Regions from separate parts of the Homo sapiens genome. Here region 2 is linked to region 1. The links are chromatin loops, found by intact Hi-C in ENCODE. Cell type or tissue: B cell. All regions are shown on one strand. Each heading gives the region's core, and the rest is flanking DNA. Links, peaks and the distances in the headings are about the cores only.

The links. A loop is a pair of places that touch in the nucleus more often than their neighbours do. Peaks named below come from ENCODE experiments on the same cell type or tissue, not always from the same donor. Only the 100,000 strongest peaks of a DNase experiment are listed, where the experiment ranks them.
Region 2: it touches region 1 in a loop (5-fold over the local background); 46 of 110 quality-filtered maps call a loop at or near these places.

The regions. Positions count from the first base shown.
Region 1 is chr2:237,065,967-237,076,506 of GRCh38, forward strand. All of the region lies in intron 1 of COPS8-DT (COPS8 divergent transcript), which reads right to left. LOC105373950 (a long non-coding RNA gene) reads left to right here. Exons shown (of 3, transcript XR_007088140.1): 3 at 423-850. Among named protein-coding and RNA genes, the nearest start is that of COPS8-DT, 15 kb to the right of the region's middle. RefSeq lists an enhancer at 9,664-10,233. In B cell, for the core only: CTCF peaks have their summits at 6,559 (motif pointing left) and 6,765; a DNase peak (open chromatin) is centred at 6,575.
Region 2 is chr2:236,508,549-236,519,088 of GRCh38, forward strand. No RefSeq gene overlaps it. Among named protein-coding and RNA genes, the nearest start is that of DRC11, 6.3 kb to the left of the region's middle. RefSeq lists an enhancer at 4,736-4,805. In B cell, for the core only: CTCF peaks have their summits at 4,595 (motif pointing right) and 4,800; a DNase peak (open chromatin) is centred at 4,613.

The DNA.
Region 1 (10,540 bases), core at 5,385-7,884:
CATGCCCTGCCAGGACTTACATGATCTTAAAGGCCCCCACCACATTCCTTACCCCTGGCCAGGAGAGTCAGGGGCTTTTCTGTCTTCCCTCAGGGTTACACTTGCCAAAGAGACCATTATTTCAATGTCCTTGACCATGATACCTCAAGACATTCTTGCATGAGTTGAGGCTCAGAAAACAGTACCCCAAAATATGGCACTTTGGTATGCTGAGGGTTTTTGAGTTAAAGGAAATTAAAAGGCCTCAAAAATAAGCTTTAGAACTAAGGTCTTTCTCCAGTCTCCTTTCAACCCCCTGTCTAGTCTATCTGATCCTCTTTCTTTCCTGAAGTACCAGCAAGGACTCTTTCTGCAATTTCTTTATCTAAGTTTTACCACTGCGCCTGGCTAGAGATGTAATTGTCTTAAGACACTCTTCCTAGGAATCTCATCAAATAACCAGGAAAGATTAACTACTGGAGAAGAGAAAAGACTGGGAATCATCACCATGCCAGACAGACTTTTCACCTATTCGTCTGAGGACAGCTCCAAGAGATGACCTGGGAGACTTTACCTGCATAAGAAGACAACCTTTGTTCACAGCGTAGTTCTGCCCCTCACCCTCCTGCCACCTGCCCCAGAACTCAGAGGAACTTTGTCCCAGGCTATTATCTATTCTTTGGGCTCACTCATTTTCCTTAGAAATCATTTACTACCCCTCTAAAATTTCCTACAGTCCCCCACTTCCCTGTCTCCTATGAAGAGGATATATAAGCCTCAACCATCTGGCCCTTCTTTGAGTCTCCTATTTGTAGGACTCCCATGGCCATATGCACCTTAATAAATGTGTAAGCCATTTTTCTCCTATGAATCTGTCTATTGTCAGTCACTTCAGTGAAACTTCAGAGAGGGTGGAAGGAATGCTTTCTCTCCACCCCTACAGATGCACTGGCCATATTCCATATCTTTCCTCATCTTTCATATAATATCTGAGAGAGAAGGTAGAAGTTGTCAGTCCTTTTAGAGACTAGTTTTCTTAAAGAACTGAATTCACTTCTATGTTCTACTGGGAAAAGTAAAATGCAAGGTCAGCTCAGGCTCTTGATGTGATTGGCTGCACGTGCATAGGGCACCATCTTTGGAGTCAATTTTTCACAGCTGATGATGATATTATTCACTCCTTTTTAAAGCTATATAGCACTCTATTGAGAGAGTGTGCCATAGTTCAGCCAATCTTCTATGTCTCAGTATTTAGGCTGTTTTCAATTACATATAATGCCTTAGTGAATACAATTGTGAATGCTATTTTGTAGAAGAGGTTTGTTGGGCCAAAGGATAAATGTATCTGTTACCTGAGACTGCCGTAACAGAGTGCCACAAGCTTTGTGGTTAAAAATAACAGAAACTTACTCTCTCACAGCTCTGGAGGCTAGAATTCCAAAATCAAGGAGTCAGCCAAGTTGTACTCTCCAGGAAGTTTACAGGGAAGAATCCTTCCTTGCCTGTTCCAGTTTCTGGTGTTGCCAGCAATCCCTGGCATTCCTTGGCTTGTAGACACATCACTCCATCCTCTGCCCCTATCATCATATGAACATCTCCCTGTGTGTCTGTGTCTGTTTTTCAATTCTTACAACACCAGTCATATTGGGCTTAATATCCACCCTAATTCAGTATGACCTCATCTTAACTTGATTACTTCTGCAAAGACCCTATAACTAAATGAGGTTACATTCACAGGTTCCAGGTGAGCATGAATTTGGGGGGAAACACTCTTCAACCTCTTACAGGAAAGGCATGCATATGGTGGTTATATGGTGTCAAGTTCCCCTTCATGGAATAGTACCATGTTGCTCTCCCCCAAGGATGAAAGGGAGCAGCTTTGTCCCCATAGCCACAGTAATGCAACTTGTGGTCAAGCTTTTGAATTTTTGCCAATCTGATGTGTGAAAACCAATATCTCAGTCTTTTATTTTATGTTATGGATAAAGATGAACATTTTTTCTTATGTATTCATTTGTACACTGGTGGGGGATAATCTGTTCATGTGTTTGCCCATCTTTCTTGTGGGTTTTTGGTCTATTTTCCTCAATTTTTTATATAGAATCTGTATGGGATTTTCTATTAATCTCTTTCTGTTGTTCATTTTTATGTGATGTTGTTTCCTTGATCATTTAGAAAGAATCATGGCTCACCAGCTTTTCTGACTCCACAGAGCTCCCTCTGCTGTGTATTTTTGTGGTGTGTTTTAAAAACATGCAGCTTGGCTTTAGAAATTTCCTGGCTGTTTCCTTCTTCCAGCCGTATCTGAACCTTCTCTTTCCTGTTTCTCAACTGCCCCTTTTCTTCAAACTGTTTATTCCACCCCTAGATGTTTCTTCTGGGCATGGGGCCCTGTCCTGGAAGAAAGCCCTTGTAAGTAATTTTGAGGGTCAACAGGGTCTAGACAGCTCTGGTCCCTTCAAACTTTAGCAGCGACAACTGCAATCATTGCTACTAAAGTTGGCAATGCCCCTCTCAGCTTCAGCGGCTGTGCTCAAATCATCTTTCTATGCTTTATGGTGAAAACCTTTTGGCTACCTTGGGGTTCTCCCCTTCTCAGTCCTGTTGCTTTCTTATGTTATTTCTTGCACAAACACACAAACTTACAAGTCTTCAGGCTGTTAATGGTTTATTCCCATCTGCTTATATTTTGATGTTCCTAAGAATGCCTTGTGACCTAGCTTTATTGTTTATGTCATCCATGGCTTTCTGATTCTCTATCTAGTTTTCTGTCTATTCTTATGGGGGAATTCAGAGAGTTTCAAAAACTATACTATCATCAGTATGGCAGTTCCTCACTTGTCTTTCCCCAATCTTTAAGAATTCTTTATTTATTAGTGCAATTAACCCAGTGTCTCTGATATACATTGCAGCTACTTTCCACTATGTTTTTAAAAACAGTAGCTGTGGCAATTTTTTTTGTATACATAGGTGCTATGGTTTGAATATTTGTCCTTTCCAAACTCATATTGAAACTTAATCCCTAATATGGCAGTATTGAGAAGTGGGACCTTTAAAAGATGATTAGGTCATTAAGGCTCTTCCTTCTCAAATAGATTGATCCATTCATGGATTAATGGGTAAATGGTGACTTTACAAGAAGAAGAGGGAAAATCTGAGCTAGCACACTCAGCCCCATCACTATGTGATGTCCTGCCCCAACTTGGGCCTCTGCAGAGAGTCCCCAACAGTAAGAAGGCCCTCACAAGATGCAGCCCCTTGACCTTTGACTTCTCAGCCTCCATAACTGTAAGAAATAAATTTCTTTTCTTTAAAAACTACCCAGTTTCAGGTATTCCATTATAGACAACAGAAAATGAACTAAGACAATAAATTTCTTTGCAATGTTTATATGTCCAATTTTGTTTGTTTTTTCTTTCTTGGCATCTCATCTGGATTTTGAGTCATAATGAAAAAGCTTTTCCCCATAGGTGAATTCACTCATGTTGCCTCCGAGTGCTTGTTTGATGTCATCTTTTACACTTACATTTCTAATTCATTTAGAGTTTATTGTGTATCATGTGAGATATGTTTATTTAATTTTCTCTGCGTCATTTATCAAAAATCCAATCACTTTTCCAGCACTTGAAATGTCATCTTTATCATACATTAAATTTCCATATGTACTTGAGTTATTTCTAGACTTTCTATTCTATTCCACTGATGTGTCTGTCTAGTCATGCACAAATACCGTAAGGTTTATTTTTAAAATACTTTCATTTTAAAACATTCATTATGAAATATTAAAAGATACACAAAAAAGTTCAAAGAGTAAGACAATGATGACCCATGTACCACAGCTGAAACCTTGGTAAACCAAAACTAAAATTCTAAGCCCCCCAACTGACTGAATTGAATCCCCATCTCAGCTAAGGGCATACCAAAGTAAATCTGAATAAATGGTTCAGGCCATAATGGGAAGGGGGGTTCAGACATGCCAAATTATATTCTCCTCCCTTTGGAATTCAGGCACAACTAGCCAGCATTAACATTAGAACAGGAATGTTAAGATGGACAAAACAGGGGCCGGGCATGGTGGCTCATACCTGTAATCCCAACACTTTGGGAGGCCAAGGCAGGTGGATCATGAGGTCAGGAGATCAAGAGCATCCTGGCTAACATGGTGAAACCCCATCTACTAAAAATACAAAAACAAAATTAGCTGGGCGTGATGGCAGGTGCCTGTAGTCCCAGCTACTTGGGAGGCTAAGGCAAGAGAATGGCATGAACCTGGGAGGCGGAGTTTGCAGTAAGCCGAGATTGTGCCACTGCACTCCAGCCTGGGCGACAGATCCAGACTCCATCTCAAAAAAAAAAAAAAAAAAAAAAAAGATGGACAAAACAGACTCTTTGTAGCAATAAGATAACCTGACTCTAATGTACCATCACATGACAGATAGCAGGCACTGAAAGAAATCAAAGCATTTTACCCCAAAATATATTCCTTTGACATATTTTTAATAGCCCTGGAAAGCTGTCTCATGTGGGGAAAACCTACACTCTATACAGAATCATCTCCCCTTTTCAGATCTTTTTCTGATCCAGGAGAGAATTAACTAAGAGTTTGCACCTTTTAAGGCCTAATAAGAGACATATACCATCTATTCTCCACAATAAGAACCTTGATCTCCACAGCTCCTTATCTTAACCTGGATACTGCTTTCTATTGATTCCAGGTCTTTAGATAATATAATAACCAATTGCCAATCAGAAAATCTTTTCATCTATCTATGACCTATAAGCACACCCCCACCGTGCTTTGAGTTGTCCCACCTTTCCAGACCAAACAAATGCATATCTTACCTGTATTGATCGATATCTTATGTTTTTCTAAAATGTATAAAACCCAACCACTTTGGGCCCATGTTCTCAGGACCTCCTGGGGCTGTGTCACAGGTCATGATTCCTCACATTTGGCTCAGAATGAATCGCTTCAAATATTTTACACAGTTTGACTCTTTTTCATCAGCAACATTTTGTGTACCCTTCCCCCAGAATATCGCAGAAATCCTGCTGGGGAAGGGTACAATGAATCCTACCAACAACCATATAAGTGATCTTGGAATGGGATCCTTCCCCAGTTGAGCCTTGAGATGAGACCACAGCCCCAGACAACACCTTAATCACAGCCTCATGAGTGACCCTGATAGAGAGAACACAACTAAGCTACACAAGGATTCCTGAGCCACAAAAAGCATGAGATAACCCATGTCTGTTGTATTAATCTGCTAAGTTTTGGGATTGATATGTAATCTTAATTGATAAAGAAATAGACTAGTAAATTCTAGAAAACCCCAAGAGAACTAAAGGAATTCCTCAAGGCAATATGGTTCACTCTAGTGTGAGGGCTGAGTGTATTTGCCGCTGTATCCCAGCACTTAGTGAAGTGTCTGGCACTCAGTAGGTGCTTAATAAGAAAATGGCTCCTGGAAAGAGAAGAACAGACCTGGGTGGGAATGAGTAGAACTTGGAATGGGGAAGTAGGCAGAGTGGATCCCAGTGTGGAGTCCATTTGAAATTGAAAGGGTTATCAGGAAGAACATGGATTCACAGTGTGGCCTCAGATATTCTGCTGTGACTGGGTATAAAGCCATTTCCAGGCTGTCTCTGGCACTGATCCCCAGGAGTTTGGACATAACTGGGGTGAACACTCATTGGTGCTGTGGGGCCTCCTCAATCTGTGCAGTGCTGCTGAGAACATGGGCTTTGGAGTCAGAGAGCCCTGAGTTTAAATCCCTGAGACTTGTGTGACCTTGGGTTAGTTATCTGACTTCTCTGAACCTCGGTTCTTCATTTGGTGTCATGAGTATTGCAGATGAATCAAATGAGGTAGCTTAATAAATGGTCATTCAAATCCAGCCGAATCCAGTTTAAAAAGCATCCTCAACTCTTATCAGACAGGTACCTCCCAGGACATGCAACAGCCTCAAGCTGGTTCCTGTCGGCCCCTCCTATGGCCATGGAAGTTTTCTATAGAGGCCAGGGACTCAGTACCCCTGGGGCTCACACACCCCTTTGAGAAGGCCATGAACGCTGTGTAAAGTTATGATGAACAAAAAGTCTATTTCCCCGGGAACCTGCAGTAGAAGCGCCTGGCGTTTCTGTAGGGACCGGACTGTGCTCCCTGCAGAACGCCCTTCCTAGCGCAAAGACCTAGCGGTGCCCAGAGGAAAGCCTTCCTGATACCTTCCCCTCCTACTCTCCCGGGAACTTCATCCAGTTTTTCCACGGATGCTTCGGGCTGATCACGACCTTTCTCCCAGCCTCACGGACAAGGACGAGGTCCACTCGGATTGGACAACCTGATTCAGGATGGAGCCAAGAAGGGGATGCAGCGCGAGGAAGCCTGTCAAGACTTAGACAAACATACAGCACCTGGAAAGGGACTCCCCGAAAGCACACTTAAAGGGACTGCCACTTAAAAAGTAATTTTTGGGGAAAGAAAAAATAAAGAGAGGAGGAAAAGTTAGGCCCAACCCAAGGCCTGTCCGCTTTCCCTCAGCCAGTGGGAAATTAAGGATCCTGCATGGTGCCACAGCGCCCCCTGGTGGGAAAGACTGAGATTGCACTGAAGATCTCCAGACATCCATGTCTGGCTTTACCCTCTCACCTCTACTTGGGAGGGAAGAACATTGGAAATTATTTCCCAAGACTGCATTCCCTCAAGTTAAGTATAATGCTTGATTTCCACTATCAAAGGTAAAAAAGACATGTCTTAAAACCCTGTGTGAATAAGGTCGTGGGACATCCCAACCTAGCATTCCTATAATTAACAAAAATCACCATTTATTTGCCCACGTCCTGAGCCAAGAATAATCTAACGCAATGCTTAAGACAGCCTTACCATGCAGCCTGTCTGTTAACCATAGTTTTACAGGTGCAGGCATAGACTCGGAGAGGGGCTATGGCCTTGCTCAAGGTCACGCGGTCAGTGCCAGGATTCTCAAGCCTGGGCTCTCAAACGCATCGCTATTAACTGCCTAGGAAAAACATGACCGTCTCTGCTTGGTTCCCTCAAAATACATGATTAATTCTTTTTGATTCCCAACATTGTTATGTTTCTTTTCTCACTGAATATTGACTTTCCATTAAGCAACTCCAAAGCCTAGTTTTTCTAAGAAAGTATAAGTCATCCCTTTGAGAAAGCTTACTGATCACATACTGTTTTCAAGGTGGCTGGGCTAGGCACTGTGGGAAAAGTCCACTGGCGGGAGGCTCCCAATAACCTAAGGTGACTTTGGTGACTCTGACATAAGGCTACGCTGAGATGCTCCAAGCTTTGAAATCAATGTGTGTCGCTAGTATAAGAACTGGATTAGGCTTGGGGGGTCACTGTGATACAGACGGGCTTGGGTGCAAAGTGTACTTGGAGTTGGAGAGCTCTGAGTAAGCAGAAGGCAGGAGAGGGGAGGGACGGGCAATGCTCAGGATTAGGGCCCCTGATCAAGCACACGGGACGTGGCAACCACAAGAAATCTGGGGCAAATAATTTGGTAGCAGCCTTCATTTTAGCACAGAAATGCCGACAAGTTTCTTCTTGCACGCCCACTCTGATCTTTTGGTAGAAGCAGGCTGAAGTTATTTGTTGGGAGGACTCTGAAGCCATGCCCAGGCTCCACGGGAAAGTCAGCTGTGATTGACTAGAAGAGAGCTGCCTGCACACAAGAAAACTATGCAAAAAGGCTGGGCGTGGAGGAAATGACCTAACACAACAGGAGAAAATCCGAGAGAACGAGATAAGAGTACTAGAGCCTGAACCCAGTGGGAATGGATAGGGTTCTGAGTGATTCTGTGGGCATGGAAGAATGTGGAAGATAGAAGTAATCAGCATAAACAAGTAGGAAGTATTGCAGGACAGAAAACAGATGTCTCAGGCAGACAGATGATACTGGGGAGGGCAACTATAAAGAGAGAAGGGGACTCCTTGGAGGTCAACATGGCTGTCCTGTCCCTGGCTCTCCTGGCCCGGCCCCTGAACTGAGATCCAGGAGAGCAAGTTATGAGGGGAGAGCAGCATCTGGACATGCTTTTGTCCTCTTTGTCAGAATTGCCATGGGAGCTGAAAGCATCTGCCCAGCTGATATGCTTTGGATCTGTCCCGCCAAATCTCATGTCTGATTGTAATCCCCAGTGTTGGAAGTGGGGCCTGGTGGGAGGTGGTTGGATCACAGGGGTGGATTTCTCATGAATGGTTTAGCACCATTGCCTTGGTGGTGTTCTCGCGATAGTGAGTGAGTTCTCCTGAGATCTGGGTGTTTAAAAGTGTGTGGCATCTCTTCACTCTCTCTTGCTCCTGCTCCCACCATGAGAGACACCTGTTCCCCCTTTGCCTTCTGCCATGATTGTAAGTTTCCTAAGGCTTCCCCAGAAGCCAAGCTGATGCCAGAATCATGCTTCCTCTACAGCCTGTGGAACTGTGAGCCAATTAAACCTCTTTTTTAAAATAAACCACCCAGTCTCAGGTATTTATAGCAGTGTGAGAACAGAATCATACAGGATCCCACTGCTTGAGTCATAGAAGGCAAAAGGAAAAGAGCAAGAGTGGATGGAAAACAAGGAAGGTAAAAGCAAGGTGAGATCCTGTGCTCAGGGAATAAAGTAAAGAAAAGTGAGCACACTTAGCATTCATTCAACAAACATTTATGCAACGCCTGCTATGTGCAGTCCTCATAATACAGCAAGCTTCATTGAGATCACAGAATTAAAATAAAACTAGAAATCAAAAGCATAATGACCTGTTCTATATTTCCACTCACGCCGTTAGCCACGACATATGTCCTGACTCAGGAAACAGCTAATGAGTGTGAGAGCGGCCTTCAATGATGTCATGTGCCTGGAAGCCACCCTGCTCTAGAAGCACCATCGCTCTGCTCTCAGGTCGCTGCCTGCCTGTGCTCTTCCTCCATGCTTTATTTATAACCCCTTTGCCTTTGCCTCTACCACTGCCATCATTTTTCACAGCTTTTCTTTATTCCTCCAAATTTCCCCTAACATGTATCTGCCCTTAGCTCCAGGGCCCTTCTGAAGTTTTGCAAAAATGTTCTCTTTTATTATTCACTTGCCAACACAAGCATTAGTAAAAAGGAGGAGAAAAAAAAGAAAGAAAAGTGCCCTATTTTTAAAGTTTGAAATGTTAAAGTTGTCTAAGATTAGAAGAACAAAATCTTCATTGATTTTATAATATTGTAAGGAGATACTTTTCACCCATAATCTAGCTCTTTAAGCTTATCGTAATGTTCATTTGCATGTTTCCTTTCAACATTTCCCCAAAAATCTAGTCTGGGTTATGATATATAATAACCAAGAGGTATACACAATATTATTTTTCATGTTTTTTCAAAGTTATTTCAGAAACACTACTTTTACATAGACTTCATATTTATGAATTTAATAGCTATTGTACTTTATGCTGCTGTCCCATTTTTAGCTGTAGCTTATTTCCTCTTTTTAATAACTTCCTCAGGATAACTTCCCAGAGCCAGAACACTAAGTCCAAGGCTAAGTCTGTTTCATTGCCCTCATTGTGTATTGTTACCTGGCTTTCCAAACGGGTAGCATCTACTGCCACTGGGGATGACATTGCCAAGAGATCCATTGGAAAATTCGCTGGTCATGGACATCAATGTCCAATGGCAATGGTCCAATGGCAGCATCCCCCAAACTCCAGTTCCTCCAGAGGACAACTCATCAGAATTAGTAATCTCCTCTAGTCTGCTGAATGTTCAATGCCTCAGGAATAATAATAATAATAAATGCATCCCATTCTTTCCCTATCTGTTCTCACCCCAGTGACCCCTGCTCCAAGAGGCAGCCACTCATGCTGTGGGGCAGGGTTGGTTTCCACCCTAAGCAGAAAGCCCAGGACTCCTGGCCACAAGGAGGGCTGGCTCAGGGCTGGCCTATTTCTGCAGCTGCTTTCCAGCAACTCTGACACAGACCCTTTTTGGCAGAGCCATCGTCATCGCCTGGGGCCCATCTTCTAGCCTCAGGTCCTGCGGCCTCCAGCCAGGTGAACCATCTGGAAATCTTTCTCACTGATATCCATGAACTCTCCACCTCTTGCCTGCCTGCCTGGCTGGACTCTAAACCTGATACACTTCATGGCTGCAAATGATCTGTGTTTACTTTTCTTCTTGTGGGTTTGGCAGGGGCTAATGTCACATTCCTCTCTTCTGTAGGTGACCTTCCTGCCTGGGGCTTCCGGGGCTTGGTGACACATGCCCTGCAGCACAGAGGCCACTCTACCATCACTGGGGCCCCAACCACACAGTCACCAGACTAGGTGCGCTGAGTGTCTTCCATTTGTCCCTCCCATCCACTCTCCATGCTCTCCTCCCCATTATGCCTCAGAAGGCCAGCCGTATAAGCAACTGCTGCAGACTTCCTGCCCTCGGCTTCCGGCTGGGCTCAGCCAATGGGGATCCCCCGCAGGAGGTCAGAGGGAGAGATGGTAGGAAGGTCCTCTGAGTATTGATTCCTCACTCCCTCACTGCCTGGCTGGCCCTTCAGTGAAAGATCAGAG
Region 2 (10,540 bases), core at 3,298-5,797, 560 kb before region 1:
GGGGAAATCCGGCCAGATAAAACCATCCTGAGTGGAGGTCAATCCCTACCGCTCCCAGGACCTGAGCAGGGACAGGAGAAATCTCCAGGGCTTGCCTTTTTCTAGGTCCCTACATTGAATTGAGGCAAAGATTCAAAGTCAAAGGGCATGTTGTCACAGGAATAGGGCACACTCGTGACAAGAGTGGGAGGATGGTGGTAAAGGAGCTTATCAAAATCTCAGAAGAGAGCACAGAGCCTGGAAGTTGTGTGGATTCAAGGGAGCAGTCCTTATCCTAAATGTGTACTCAGGTTCCAGAAAAGCAGAGAAAAGTGCAGTATCTCAGCTCTGGAACTCAGATACAGTGAGAAGACAGTCAAAGAGAATTCGCCCACATTATATTTGAACAAACAGAACATTTTCAAAGAGCAACACGTGTTAAATAGGAATAAGACAGAAAGAAGCAGCATATCCACTGTCTAAAACCAAGACTTTCATAAAAGTAGAAGAAAAGAAAGGATTATAACATAGGCCAGACAAGTGAAAGAAAGTCTGGAGAAAATCTAACCAAATAAATAAAAGCAGAAAAATCTTTTTTGTTTGTTTGTTTTGAGATGGAGTCTCCCCCTGTCACCCAGGCTGGAGTGCAGTGTGTGATCTCGGCTCACGGCAACCTCCACCTCCCGGGTTCAAGCAATTCTCCTGCCTCAGCCTCCCACGTAGCTGGGATTACAGGCGCCTACCACCATGCTCAGCTAATTTTTTGTATTTTTAGTAGAGACAGGGTTTCACCATGTTAGTCAGGCTGGTCTGGAACTCCTGACCTCAGGAGATCTGCCCGCCTCGGCCTCCCAAAATTCTGGGATTACTGGCGTGAGCCATCGCGCCCTGCCAAAACAGAAAAATCTTTACTTGTGCTCCATGCTATAGAATAAGCTAATAAGAACATTAAGGTAATAAAATAAGAACTGGGAGAAAATATAAAACAATGGAATGAGAAAGGAAGGAAGATTACACAGCTAAGGAAACCAAAAGAAAAACAGAAGTAGTGCAATACAGAAAATAAGTTGGAAAAACCAAGAAATAGACCAGGCACAATTCAGCTGAATTACTGACTTAGAGGAAAAACCTGACTCAATTACAGTAAATGTAGAGAGGAAAGAGTGAGACACCTGAGCAATTTACAAAAAGGGTTAGTTGATATTCCTGCAAGAAAGACCTTCAACATTAGACTATTTTCAGAGATACAAGAAATGTTTTTGAAATAAAAGAATTAAATCTGCAGATCAGAAATTCTCACTGTGTTCCAGGGAAAACTGATATACAACACTCAACATCAGGAAATGTCCTGGATACATTATTGAACTTCAAAGAGAAATGGTAGGAGAAATCTGGCTAGCCTCAGATTTTGATGTCAGATGAAAATGAAGCAATATTTACAAAGTTCTTGGGGAAAAGTGTGACCCAAGACTATTTCTACTCATTCACGTTAATAGTCCCAATATGAAAGCCTTCAGGAGATACAGCACTCATGTGCAGATTGACGTGTTAACAAATGCAAATAATAGAAACCCAGTGAACATTGGCTTAAACAATAGGAAGATTTAAAATCTCCCTTAACACCAAGAATAGAGGTGGTGGCTCATGATCTCAGTGGCTCAGTGACATCATCAAGGATCAGTCTTCAATGGTCTTTCCATCTTTTGGAGCTGTCATAGTAACCATACGAAATGACTTCCTTTGTGGTCATAAAATGCCTGTCACAGCTCTAGGTCTTATATCCTCACACTGTGACATCCCAAGATAGAAAAAGAACCAGCAGGGAAATATGATACACATTACTGTTTTAGAGTAATGGGGATTTACCTGCATTAAGAGGTAGAGAGGTAGATGAAGGAACCCAATCAGAACTCTGTCAGCACAGAAGAAGGCAGGATTGGCTGTAATGTAGGCACCATTCAGTATGAGCCACCCATGAACTCTTCTAGCAAATAAATTACTTGATGATGAAATACAGACAATCAAAAGATACAAATCAGGTGAAAAAGATTAGCATAATACTCAATATGAGAAGACGGTGGAACAAGGTTTCTCAATTCTGCAAGAGAACAAATATAGTTCCTCTGTGATTATATCTTAGGAGCTTTGCCAGTTGCTGCACTTAATGACCTCTTGTTCTCTGTCAGGAAGTATTTGGGACCTGACATAGATCATTTATTAAATCTTATTAACTTTGTGAGGTAGGTAATATTTTCTTCCCCCCACCAACTTTTTTTTTTTTGAGATGGAGTTTCGCTCTTGTTGCCCAGGCTGGAGTGCAGCGATGTGATCTCGGCTCACTGCAACCTCCACCTCCTGGGTTCAAGCTATTCTCCTGCCTCAGCCTCCTGAGTAGCTGGGATTACAGGTACCCACCACCATACACGGCTACTTTTTTGTATTTTTAGTAGAGACGGGGGTTTCACCATTTGGCCAGGCTGGTCTTGAACTCCTGACCTCAGTGAAACCCAGAGAAGTTAAGCAACGGTATGTCCAAAGCCATACTCAAAATGATCATGTAGTTGGTATTCAAGTCACCTGGTAGTCTGGATTCAAAGATAACACACCTATTATCTTTTTGTTGGTAGCAACACCTACCTTACTATTTGTTTAAAAAAATAGGTTTTCTGCGAGACAAATGTTACTAAAAGCTGGTTCTCATAACAACCCATCCTTTAGGAAAAATCACTGCTACCTAGGTACATGGATACAGTAGAAAAGGTTACTTTATCCTCAACATTTAATAATTCATACAGCCTCAGAACCAGACTGCCAGGTCCCTGGGGAAATTAGTCTTCTCAGTCTTCTTGCTACATGTGACATTTGGGCAAATATTTATTGATACTTGTTCTGTGAAAAACACAATACTCAACACCATGCAATAGAAAAAAAGTTGGCTCCGATAGGAAGAATTCTGCCTGCAGGAGTGGAGGAGAGGAGGGGATCATTCAGCAGAACACAGGCTTCTCATCACACGTGCATTTTCACGTGGGGTAATAGGCCTGGAAGGGCTGTTCCAGGTTGGTCGTCAGATCTGCTTCCTTCAGATTCGTCCAGCCCCCAGGACCCTGCCACCTCCTAAGCATCCCTTCTCTGCCAACACACTTGCAGTGAGAGGGGCGCCTGACCCCTCTGGGAAGCCCATTCTGGTTTCGGAAAACTCTCACTATTGCTCTTTGGTTTTACATTGAAGCTCCAGGGAAAAACAGAACAATCCAATCCCTCTTTTTTTTTTTTTTGTTTGAGACGGAGTCTCGCTCTTGTTGCCAAGATCTTGTGCGATCTTGACTCATGGCAACCTCCGCCTCCTGGGGTTCAAGCGATTCTCCTACCTCAGCCTCCCGAGTAGCTAGGATTGCAGGCATGTGCCACCACATCAGGCTATTTTTTTTTTTTTGGTATATTTAGTAGAGATGGGGTTTCTCCATGTTTGTCAGGCTGGTCTCAAACTCCCGACCTCAGGTGATCCACCTGCCTTGGCCTCCTGAAGTGCTGGGATTACGGGCGTGAGCCACTGTGCCCGGCTTCCAATCCCTCTTTTATGGGAGCAGTCTTTGAAAAATTTAAGCCCATGTCCACCTGTCCACCTGCACCCCCCGCCCCTAATCAAAGTCCTCTTGGTTACAGAGTAAGAACCCTCAGCTTCTTCTACATTACAAGATTTTAAGTTGTCCTTCCCTCTGTGATGCTGTTAACACAACTTAGCATCCTTCAGACATAAACCAATGAAACAAAAGCTTCTAGTGGGAGGTGGTAGGCATTTCATCAAGTAGCAAAAGGGGCCCTTCCTTGAGTCTCCACACCTTAGATCCATTGTAGGGCGGTCACGCCACACCGATGACTCATGATGCCCATAGTCAGCTAACCCCCCAAAACTGCCTACAGTGTCTCCTGCTGAATGTCTCCTCTGTTATTCAGTGCATACATCATCCCATCCAGTTCCACGTCATCCCTCAAATGATCCATGCTATTGATAAACATGTTCTCAATGACAAAGCCAGGGCGCCCCACAGCATGGCACCAGAAATGAGTTCAAGTTAGCACCAATCCACAAGTTATAAACCTGCCAGCTGTGCTATCATCTGGCTTGTATTCCTCCTTGCCCTCAACAAATCCATGAGATAAGGATTTTCAAGCGCACAGTAATATGCAGCTATATCCTAGCTATAGCATTGCCTTATGTATTATGTTAGTAACTACAGAAATTTACAATTAGGCTGATCTGGCATGTCTTGTTTTTGGAAAATCCAAGATGATAATACTTGTTATCTCTGCTTCCTTTTCTAAAAACTCACAAATCATTTTAATGGTCTGGAATATTTCCTGTGATCACATGAAGTTCACTGGGCCAGAACCTGACCTATTTTATTTTAATGAGTCATCAGTCACTCAGAACCGCACAATTCTCTCCTGTAGTTTTTTTCATTATGCCATGACAATTCAGCCAAACCAGGGAACTTGTTTCTTTACCAGGCCTGAACCGGGGTTAAAGGGTCCCAAAGCAGCTCATCTGTCTACACCTCGGTCTAAGACAACTCAAGCTGCAACAGGAAGCAGGGCCTTTTCCTGCCACACGGTGGCAGGCCAGCCACTAACCAGTCAAAGTGGGGAGGATGCAATGCTTCCTGCTGCCACCTTCTCACCCAAGGACCCAGGCTCCTTCCTCACCTCCTTCGCTAACACCCCCTCCCATTTCCCCCAGTAACGGTAAGACTAAAGCATGACAAGACAGGAATACACTGTACCAAAAGATGAGGCTGTAAATACCAAGCACAGTGGACTGAGACCTTGCCCAGGAAGGCTCCTGGCAGCTTGCGGGAGAGCACTGGCCATGGAACTGACCATTAACATCCACCAAGGAGAAGCTACTTCCTTGAAGGGCCAGAGCAGGTCCTGGGCTTCCAGGGAGGACCAGAGCTCTGCTCCATCCACCCTGGTCTCTCTATCCTACTCAGTTCCATTCCAGGGTCCCATCCTGCCAGGCCTGAGTGATATTAATAAGCTTATTTTCTCTTCTTACATGAAAACTCTGAGCTTACTTGTTTAGTAACCATTCTGTGTACCTTGCTAGGCATCTGAGGTCCAAATCATTATTTTGATTCACTTTTCAAATAATTTCCTCTAAATTGGTCACTATTTCTTCCACAATTACTATGTTTTTGTCCTAAACAGTTGATGCCTTATTTTATGTCAAATGTACATGTCTTTATACAGCCTCATAATCAGACTGCCAGGTATCTGGGAAAATGTTTTTTTCTCCGTGTTCTCAATATGTATGAATTCAGTTGGGCAAATATTATGGACACCCATACTATGCCAATCACAATACTCAATGTGGTGCAATAGAAAAAGAAACCTTTGATAGGAATTCAGCCTTCAGGGAGTGGAGTAGAAGAGATAAAGGTAGGGGGTGATTAAATGTCACAGCACAAAGTCTTTTGGGAGTTTAGAAGAGAGAGGGGCTACTTTGCCCTTGGGAAAGTGGAAGGTGTTATGCTGGTGGGATTAGAGCTAGCTACGTAAAAGGTGAGTGGGGCTTTGACCTGAGGAAATGGGAGACCATGCCAGGTGAAGGAAACAACACGGCAAAGGTAGAGCAGCAGGAAAAGTACAGGGATATGTTCGTTCGAGAGCCAGTATTTGCCTTTGACCTGGGAATCGACTCAGGCCAGATGTTATATGGACTTGATAGCAGGCCGAGAACTTTGGACTGAATTGTACGGCGACCCTCAAACTATGGAGGTTTATGTGAGCAAGATAATTGCTCACAGGGTCATGAGGCAGGGGACAATTCAAAGACAAGAAGTAGAGATGAGTGGATAAACAAAATGTGGTGTATATGTAAATAGAACAACATACAGCTGTAGAGAAGAATGAAGTTCTGACACATGCTATAGCATGGATGAACCCTGAAAATATTACGCTGAGTGAAATAAGCCAGACACAAAGGAACACACTTTGTATGATTCCACATCATATGAAATGTCTAGAACAGGCAAATTTGTAAAGACAGAAAGTGGATTAGAGGTTAACGGGCTGGTGGAAGGAGGGAGTGGGGAGTTATTTCTTAATGTGTACAGAGTTTTTGGGGTGATGAAAAATTTTGAAATATAGTGGTGATGGTTGTACAACAACATTGCGGATGTAATTAATGTCACTGAATTACACACTTACAAAGCTAAAATGGCACATTGTATATTTGAGAGAGAGAAGCATGACAAGACAGAAATACACTCTACCAAAAGACCAGGCTGTAAAAACTAAGCACAACAGACTGAGGACCTCGCCTAAGGCTCCTGGCAGCTTGGGGGGAGGCACTGGCTATGAACTGATCATTGACATTGACCAAGGAGAAGCTAACTGATACCTAGACATTTTTGAATGAGAAACGAAGAATAGAGGAGAAGGTATAAAATGTTGAGAAAGTACAATTCATGGGATTGCGGTGTGGCTCAGAGAGGGAGAATTCTGAGCTGAGCTGAGGCTTCAGTGGCAGGTGGCTCGAAGGAGCAGAGCTGGAGGTTGGGCTGGGGAAGGAATGGAGGCTGAAGAATGGAGGAGCTAGAGCGAGTAAGTACAGAGACACCTACTGAAGCTTGGTGAAGGAGACAGGAAGGTAGCTCAAAAGTGATAAGCATATGGGAAGATGTTTCAAATTAGGGAGTCAGAAACTTATTTTTAGGATAAATGGAAAGAAAGAATTTGAAGATGTATTCCTCTGCCAAGTGCACGTCAATTTTTAAACCCTGGTCTAGAAGCACTCTTCTGGGATATAATTTGCACTGGCATCTCACCACCCTTATTTCTTTCCAAGAAATCCCAATACTCTGTGTTCTCACACCATACATAGACCCTTCCCTGAGAGTTTTGGTGGTGTGATTCAGCCTTTAAGGAACCAGCTGGAGTAAGTGGCAGAGTGCTGTTTTGGTAAGTCTTGAAAAGGTTTCTGTAACACCCCAGAGAAAGGCCAGGAAGGCATCATGCCTCTCTTATTGGCCAGGGCACAGTGGGGGTCACCCAGTGTCACACTGTGTCCCTTCCTTCCTAATTATAGGTTTCCTAAAACTCTCGCAATGTGTGGATCATGCCTATGAGTCTGTAGAGCCCAGGATGCTGCTTATTTTCGTTTAATATTTTACTTAGTTTATTGATGCTCAAAACTAGGTAACAATGTAGTCAGGCATGTTATAAGCTGGTTGTTCATTAGAAAATAAAAACTGGGCATTTGATTACTGTAAAATTGTAGTCAGTTGGAGCAACTGTTCCTGATTGTTCCATTTTCTCTTTCTCTTTCCTTCTTTCTTTCTTTCTTTTTCTTTCTTTCTTTCTTTCTCTCTTTCTCTCTTTCTTTCTCTCTCTTTCTCTCTCCTTCCTTCCTTCCCTCTCTCTCTCCTTCTTTCTTTCTTTCTTTCTTTCTTTCTTTCTTTCTTTCTTTCTTTCTCTTTCTCTCTTTCTCTCTCTTTCTCTCCTTCCTTCCTTCCTTCCTTCTCTCTTTCTTTCTTTCTTTCTTTCTTTCTTTCTTTCTTTCTTTCTTTCTTTCTTTCTTTCTTTCTTTCTTTCTTTCTTTCTTTCTTTCTTTCTTTCTTCAGTTTCCCTTTTGTCTCCCAGGCTGGAGTGCAATGGCACCATCTCGGCTCACTGCAACCTCTGCCTCCTGGGTTCAAGTGATTCTCCTGCCTCAGCCTCCTGAGTAGCTGGGATTACAGGCGCCCACCACCACGCATGGCTAATTTTTGTATTTTTAGTAGAGACAGGGTTTCACCATGTTGGCCAGGCTGGTCTCAAACTACTGACCTCAGGTGATCCATCATCTTGGCCTCTCAAAGTGCTGGGATTATAGGCATGAGCCACCGCGCCCGGCTGATTCTTCCATTTTCTAACAGTGTGACTTGGATAAAGTCCAGTAACATTTCTGAACCCAAGTCTATCTCTCTACAAAGGGAAGAATACCCACTGTGTCACTCAAAGCATTGTGATGGAACTCCTTGAATGGTTTTTAAGTTGCCTTTTGCTAGAAAACTGGTGTGACCTTGTGTACTTAGTATCCAGGTGATCATTTGACTCACATGTTTTATATTCCAGAGATTTCGTTCACGAAGTGTTTTTCTGAAAACTCAGTGTTTGTAGCGTTGTTGGAAATTTTCCTCACGTCCTCACTGAATTTGTATTGAAGGAATCGAGTCTTTGAAAGATGGGTTTACCTCCCTGTTTAATAAGTCATAAGTCTGTCGTTTGAGTTGTCCCTGAGTGTGAGTCCTGGAGTTTGAGAACAGTGACTGCTGTGATCCTACCGTGATTTGATGGGCACTTCTAGGCACAGTGAAAGGGAAGTGGAAGTTTCTGGTTGACTTTGATTCAGTTCCAACACGTTCCTCAGGTAGGCCTGCAGAACTGCAGAGAGTGAAGTCAGCGGAGATGAAAGTGAAAAGGTGTAAAGTTCACATTGAATTTGAAGGCCTTCTCCTCTAAACTTAGATGTAAGAAACATTTTCTATGCTTCTAAGTATAAAATGTCATTCTACATAAGAGGTGTATTTTAAAATGTCAGATATTAAACTGTCTGCGGTAACATTCCACTTTTCATGTCTAATGTTATGTCTGTATGAAAAGAAATGGATGAAATGCTAAGCTTGTTCAATTCGAATACATACCTGGAACTAAATCAAATGTGTTTCACTAATTCATAATCATTAAAAGTAAGCATTGGTAGACCCTTGGCCTAATACTTCGAGATCTAACATTCACAGTTTTGTCTTATTCTGAGCCACCCCTAAGGTCGATGGCATGTTATAATTTAATGCGGACAGTTCTACTTCCCTCAGAGGATTGCTGTAAGGATTAAATAAACAATGTATGTAAAGCACTTGGCACGAATTTAAACCAGCATGCTCTTGTGTGGCTGGCAGTCCTGTAAGCTACTGGGGAAGTCTAGAGGGCTGCTGAAAATCGGCATCTCAGTTAGCCGTATTCCTCAGTTTAGGCTTCACAGAAATCCCAGGTGTCAAAGACCCGTTCCATACAGGGTGTTCCGTTGAGGGCTCATAACATGCACATTGCATTCAGAACAATGATAACTACAAACTCCTGCAACAGCTGACACCAACATTCCCAAACAGCAAACAGTTTTGGTTGTGAATCTTGGCTTCTCTCCAGTCTGTTCCCGTAACATATCAACGCATAGTTTGCACTGGAAATGAATCTGAGTTGATAGATTTTGTTGAGAATATGCTAGTAAACTAATTTAAAGGGATATGAGCAATGTGTATGTAACCTTCTGAATAGAGTTCCAAAGAGAATAGATCTCACAAACACCAAAGCCATTTTACGTCAAATAAACATCACTTCCACTGGGAAATGAGTGTAAATTTGTGTGTGTGTTTCTTATGAGCTGCTGCTATTATCTATTAATAAAACTGCCCAGTGTGAGAAAAAAGAAAAAGGAACTAGCTGGAGGCAGGATGTTGGTTTTTTTTTTATTATTATCCTGTTTTTTTCACAAACACTGAGGCAGCTTTTGTAATCCAGATGCAGAGAAGGTCACTTTTCAATTGTTTTAACACCTGCTGTCTATTAAAATGAACACAATTTCCACAAGCCATTGATAAATTCAGTCTGAAACCTACCTCAAGTGACGGTTTCCTTTATTTTGATAAAACTTTTGAATAAATAATGTGTCTGTCCAATTTCTGGTGTGTGTGTTTGCTATTTGACTCTCATATCCCTCCTCTTACTATTTTATTTTCACAGTGCTTATAACAAAACAATAGTTTTTGGTACTGACAGTAGAAAGCTAATTACAAATAACAGCTGTGTTGTTCATAAAACAAAAGTGAAGCTAGGGCACAATGGTGCACACCTGTAACACCAGATACTTGGGAGGCTGAGGCAAGAAGATCGCTTGAGCCCAGGAGTTTGAGGCTGCAGTGAGCTATAATGGTGCCACTACCTGAGCGACAGAGCGAGACCCCATCTCTTAAAAATGTGACACACTTAGTCATTAATGAGACATACTTAAAGTCTTGAATTGGCAATGGCTCTGACTACATCAGCAATATGTAATTTAAGAGCAGAGAAAATGTCTACTTAATCTATTAATTAATCATAGAATACCACCAGACTTAATAGAAATATAATCTTGGTTTAAAAAATATCAGGCAGGAGGCTGGTAAGAATTCTTGTAGGCTTGTTTCTTCCTCCCTCTGTCTGCCAAATGTCTGTCTCCTTGTCCTCTGCTCATTCTTTTTTTTTTTTTTTTGAGATGGAGTCTCACTCTGTCACCCAGGCTGGAGTGCAGTGGCACGATCTCAGCTCACTGCAACCTCCGCCTCCCGGGTTCAAGCTATTATTATGCCTCAGCCTTCTGAGTAGCTGGGATTACAGTCACCCACCACCATGCCCTGCTAATTTTTGTATTTTTAGTAGAGATGGGGTTTCGCCACGCTGGCTAGTCAGGTCTCGAACTCCTGACCTCAAGTGATCCACCCACCTTGGCCTCCCAAAGTGCTGAGATTATAGGCGTGAG